Linked DNA regions of Homo sapiens: region 2 is linked to region 1. Evidence: read pairs that join two places in POLR2A ChIA-PET (ENCODE). Cell type or tissue: Panc1. All regions are shown on one strand. Each heading gives the region's core, and the rest is flanking DNA. Links, peaks and the distances in the headings are about the cores only. Region 1 has its middle 79 kb from the start of DYNC1I2. Region 2 overlaps DLX2 (distal-less homeobox 2).

Evidence for each region. Peaks named below come from ENCODE experiments on the same cell type or tissue, not always from the same donor. Only the 100,000 strongest peaks of a DNase experiment are listed, where the experiment ranks them.
Region 2: POLR2A ChIA-PET joins it to region 1 with 12 read pairs; 3 of 35 experiments call an interaction of 5 or more read pairs at or near these places.

Annotation. Positions count from the first base shown.
Region 1 is chr2:171,765,357-171,768,267 of GRCh38, reverse strand. No RefSeq gene overlaps it. Among named protein-coding and RNA genes, the nearest start is that of DYNC1I2, 79 kb to the right of the region's middle. RefSeq lists a silencer at 1,083-1,283. In Panc1, for the core only: no CTCF peak of the experiment used is centred there; no DNase peak of the experiment used is centred there.
Region 2 is chr2:172,097,425-172,100,335 of GRCh38, reverse strand. DLX2 (distal-less homeobox 2) reads left to right here. Exons shown (of 3, transcript NM_004405.4): 3 at 1-898. Among named protein-coding and RNA genes, the nearest start is that of DLX2, 4.0 kb to the left of the region's middle. RefSeq lists a silencer at 994-1,223. In Panc1, for the core only: no CTCF peak of the experiment used is centred there; no DNase peak of the experiment used is centred there; H3K4me3 peaks cover 1,535 bases; H3K27ac peaks cover 2,416 bases.

The DNA of each region.
Region 1 (2,911 bases), core at 300-2,799:
TCTTTTAAAATCAAGAATAGGTATTAAATTTTATCATATACTTTTTTGCCTCCACTGAGATTTTTCTAATTTTTACATATGATTAGCAATATTAGTACATTTTCTCATAGTGAAACATTTAAAAATTTCTAGGATTAAGCCTACTTGGCTGTGATATCTTAATCCACACGTGTTCAATTTTTGCATTTTTGTTCATTCCTGAGATTGGCTTATTCTTTTGTTTTGACTTTGTACTGTCCATGTCTGGTTTGGTGTCCACTGCATTTTCCATCGTTTTCTAGTTTCTAGAATAGCTGTTACTAAAGCTCTAGAAATTGTGCCTTTAAAGCTTATGTCTTTCAGCCAGGCGTGGTCGCTCGTGCCTGTATTCTCAGCACTTTGGGAGGCCAAGGCAGGCAGATCACTTGAGCCCACCAGTTCGAGACCAGCCTGGGCAACATGGCGAAATCCTGTCTCTACAAAAAAGCACAAGCATTAGCCAGGAGAGGTGGCATGTACCTGTGGTCCCAGCTACTGAGGCTGAGATGGGAGAATCAGTTGAGCCCTAGAGATAGAGGTTGCAGTGAGTTGAAATCGTGACACTGTATTCCAGCCTGGGTGACAGAATGAGACCCTGTCTCAAAAAAAAAAGCTTACGTATTTCAAGGGAGTAATCTTTGGTAACCTTTTCAACTTCTTTTTGGTTTACTGGTCTATTTAAGTTTTTACTTCTTAGATCAACTTCACCAATTTATATTTTCCTTAGTTTTTCTTCTATATTGTCAAGGTTTTCAAATTTATTAACAAAGGTATATGCTGTATTGACTTAACTTTTGGAAAAATTCAAATGTATACAAAGTAAACAGAATACTGTAATATTTACAATTTTTACTCATCACGCAGCTTCAAAAATGATCAACTCATAGCTAATCCTGTTTCAATTATACTTCATCCATGTCTCTTCCACCCTTACTGAATTATTCTGAAACAAACCCCAGATATCAGATCACCCAGAAATATTTCCTTATATACCTCTAAGTGTTAAGGACTTTTGAAAAAAATACATAACACCACCATTTCCCCAACTCTGTCAGTCTCTTTCCTTCTCTCTCTCTCGCGCATGCATGCACACACACACACACACACACAGACATACACATATACATGCACAGTTTGAATCAGTATCCAAGTAAAGTCCATACATGGAATATAGTTGATCTCTCTCTTAAATCTAACACTACCATTTCCCCAACTGTGTCTGTCAGTCTCTCTTTCCTTCTCTCTCTCTCACACACACACTCACACAGTTTGAATCAGTATCCAAGTGAAGTCCATACATGGAATATGATTGATTTCACTCCTAAATCTCTTTTTAGTCTTTGGTTTCCCTCTCCTCCTCTTTTTTACTTGCACATAAGACTTCAGCCTGTTTGTCCTGTAGTTTCCTACATTCTCAATTTTGGTGATTGCATCCTTGTGGTGGTGTTTAGCTGTTTCTATTTCCCTGAATTTTCTATAAATTGGTAGTTATGTTCTAGAGGCTTGACAGCATTTATGATCAATTTTTTTTTTTTTTTTTGGTAAGAATACTTTGTGGAGGCCGGGTGCGGTGGCTCATGCCTGTAATCCCAGCAGTTTGGGAGGCCGAGGCGGGTGGGTCACGAGATCAGGAGATTGAGACCATCCTGGCTAACACGGTGAAACCCTGTCTCTACTAAAAAATACAAAAAATTAGCTGGGTGTGGTGGCGGGCGCCTGTAGTCCTAATACAAAATTAGCCTACCACCATGCCAGGCTAATACAAAAATTAGCCTGGCATGGTGGTAGGTGCCTGTAATCCCAGCTACTGGGGAGGCTGAGGCAGGAGAATGGTGTGAACCTGGGAGGCGGAGCTTGCAGTGAGCCGAGATTGCGCCACTGCACTCCAGCCTGGGCGACAGAGCGAGACTCTGTCTCAAAAAAAAAAAAAGAATACTTTGTGGGTGTGTTACGTGTACATCCAAAAGAAGGCACAGAATAATGTCTCTTTTGGTAACTAGCAGCCTTTGATAATTACCTTCAACCATTATTTCATCAGGAGTTGCAAAATGGTGGTATTCTATTATATCTTACATATTAGCTGAGATACTTTTATAAAGAGAAACGTAACAATTATTTGGTTACACAGAGGGGAAAAACAGGATAAATGCTTGATTTTTTTGTTTTCAAAATATTTCCCCAGCATCTTCCAGAGATGAACAATGAGAATTTCTTTGAGAAGTGTCAAAGAATTAAACATATTTGATATGTTTTAAACCTTTGGATTTTTTTTTTTTTTTTTTTTTTTTTTTGAGATAGAGTCTTGCTCTCTCACCCAGGCTGGAGTGCAGTGGCATGAGCTCAGCTCGCTGCAGCCTCGACCTCCCAGGTTCAAGCGATTCTCGTGCCTCAGTCTCCCAAGTAGCTGGGATTACAGGCACCTACCACCATGCCAGGCTAATTTTTGTATTTTTAGTAGAGACAGGGTTTCACCATGTTGGCCAGGCTGGTCTCCAATTCCCAACCTCAGGTGATCTGCCCGCCTCAGCCTCCCAAAGTGCTGAGATTACAGGTGTGAGCCACCATGGCCGCCTGGTCTTTTTTTTTTTTAATACTCAAGTTGTCTCATCTTCGGCCAGTGGGAGCCTCTTGCAATTAACTTCTAAGTCCTACCGATATTACCTCAGGATTTTTTTTTTTTTTTTTAAGAGATGGGGTCTTGGTATGTTGCTTAGGCTGGTTTCAAACTCCTTGGCTCAAGTGATCCTCCTACCGCGGCCTCATGAGTAGCTAGGACTACGGATACATGCTACTGCACCTGCTGGTTTTTTGTGTTTTTTGTTTTTGTTTTTTTGATTTTTTGTATAGACAGGGGTCTTGCTTTTAGGTTGCAGTTTCCACAGTTACTTTTGCA
Region 2 (2,911 bases), core at 179-2,678, 330 kb before region 1:
GGCCTCCCTAAAAGGCCGCATTTCTGACCTGAGCCCCGGGTCTCGGCTGTTTCGAGCCCCGCCTCGGACTTGCCTTCCCTCCCCTCCGGGTGAGCCTGTCTGGCGCCTTCCTCGCCCCGGGCTGAGAGCTGGGTCCCGGGAGATGGAAGCCTCCCAGGCGCGCGAGGCTTCCCGGGCGCTCTGAGGCTTCTTTCTCCTCGCCCGCTCCCCTGGGCTCAGCTCGGACGCTGCAGTTATTGACCTCCCGGTCCCGCCTGCCCGCCCTCCCCCACGTGGCCCCTTGACCCGGGCGGCCCCGCCGCTTCTTTCCTTCCTGCAGTTCCCAGCCCTCGGAGCCCCCATCCCTTATCTTACCCCCACCGCGCTCCCCCAGGAGCGCTCCCTCAGCTCTCTCCTCATCCATCACCAGTGGAGTTTTTTTATTTGTTATTTTTTTAAAAGTTTAGGTGCCTTTGCGGATGACCTCATTTTGACGTTGAAAAAATGATTTTTTAATATGTGAACACTGCAAAAATGTGTTTAAATTATCTTTTTTAAAACCTATTCAGGATTATTAGCCTGGACTTGGACACAGAGTTTGTAAATAAAGGTGTCTGTGCAGATTTTCCCACTGATTTATTTGTATAAAAATACTCATCTTTTCAGACTTTTTTGTAAACCCCCAGTTGTGAAAACTGCAGTTTAGCAGTGACCTCAGCAACCCCTCCTTTTTATTTTTTCCTTTAAAAACATTTCAGTTAAATTAAGCTACTGATTTGGATTTGTTTTATCGTATCCTAAAGTCTTTGTTGTTGAAATGAAAGGTATTTTGGGGTTATTTATTATGAAAACAACATGCTCTTAATGTTGATTTTACAATATGAAGAGATTATTTAAATAAATTATTGTTTTCATTGGATGTGTGCGCTTTTTTCTTGGTGCCAGGGTCCGGTCAGTCACGTGCTCAGAGCTCAAGCCGCTGCCCAGGCCGGGAAGCCAGCCGGCCGAGAGCTACGTTTACATCTTTCCGAGGCTGCGACACCGCGAGGTGCGGCAAGGAGAGGACAGGCGCGCTGGGCGTGGGGCCGCACCGGGGGTTTCACGCCCCGCCCCCTCCCGAGTCCCCGCGAGGGATTCTCCGGCCGGCGGCGGGGTGACTCACTCAGCGCGGAGCGGCTCCAGCCTCCGCCTGCCCTGCCCCTCCGGCGCCGGCGCCACCGCCCCCGCGCCCGCCTAGATGGCCAGGCTCGGCACCCCAGCCGCCGCGGGGGACCTCCTGTCAGGGACCTGAGCTCTGCAGCAGCCTGAGGGTCGGAACCCTACTTTGAACCTTCCCCTCCGTTTGTCCCACCGCCCTTCGGGACTGAACTGAGAGCTCTGTGAGTCACCCTCGGGAGGCATGGCTGGCTGCTCTGGAATGCAAGCCGACCCCAACGACACGGGGCCGTGCTCGAGCGCGCGCAAACACACAATCACACACTGAGCACACTGTCACAGGCCCATCTATACTAGCACACACTCACCCATACTGATACACACTCTCACAGTCACACTCATGCTCAAATATTCTCAGGCGCACACACAATGACACACACTCGAACACCGTCACATCACACACTCATACTCCATCACACTCTTACAACACTGACACACGAAGTCATGCACACTCGCATTCATACCCTTACACACTGATAGACAAACTCACATATGCACACTCATGTATACTTACTCACAGACTTATATACACTGGTATGAGAGTGGCATCTTTCCACTTCATACTCTTGGTGGGGGGGATGTCCACACACCACTGGGCTCTGCTTTCTACCTTGGGCCCCACACAACCAGCTTACAACTTTGGAGGTGACCCTGCTTTCTGGCATTCCCTACAAAGGCCAGGGGTTGGTGGTTAATGAAGGTCCCTGAAAGTGCTAGGGCCTTTCCCTGAAAGTGCTAGGGCCCGCAGTTGGAAGCTTCCTGGCTTCAATCACTGACTGTGTGACCTTGGGGAACCCATTTAACCACCCTGTGTTACAGTTTGCAGATCTGTAAGATAGGAGAAATATTAACAGCTATAGCTTGCAGTTGTGAGCATTTAATGAGGCAACAGTGTAACAGTGCCTGGCACATGGTAACAACTCACTAAATTATATCTATTTAATATTTAGTATTACTGTTTTTTCACTACCCCCAGAGAGGGGTATGAAACCCACAGTTACCCAGAGGCTTTCCAACTTCACTTTGTGTGGAAGAGCAACATCCTGGGGCTGGGAAAGCCCCTTCCTACCTGGGGTTTGAACCTCAGCCATGCCCTCTGAAGGGATTCTCCCCTACTGCAGAGGGGCTGGGTGCCAGCCACAGAGCCCCGCCTGCCAGGTCCAGGCTTCGTCTCCTCTAGGATGAGGCCATCTGTGCTGTGTGTCTTCAACTTATCTGCCAAAACCAGACACGGGGCGGAGGTGACTTTCTGGGCTCAGTGGCATCATCCTGAGGAGAATCATGACTTTTCTGAGCAGATTGCTTTGGGGCCTTCTCTGAGTCTGGTTTACAACCATGCGGTCCAGAGAGTTGCGGCTTTGGAAAAAGCAGGGGGGCTACACGATCCAGTGTCCCATTGCATTTTTGCATTGTTTTCCCAGGCTAGGGAGGCCTGGGTTGAAGCCCATTGACCTATGATCCTGGGTTTCCCTAAGCAACCGCTGCCTGGCAGACCCCCATCCCTGTCCACCACCCGCACCCCAGCTCCAAATTCTGTGGGTTTTGTTTCTTTTTTTTTTGTTTTTTTTTTCTTTTTAGTGCCACTAACTGGTGCCAGCCTTCCTCCTGAGGGTGACTGTGCCCTCCCCTCCTTTGCACGCACTCCCCTCCCTCCTCCCGAAACCAGCGGGGAGAGACGGGCAGTAAATTGGCTGGTGTCGAGGATCTGCAGCAGACA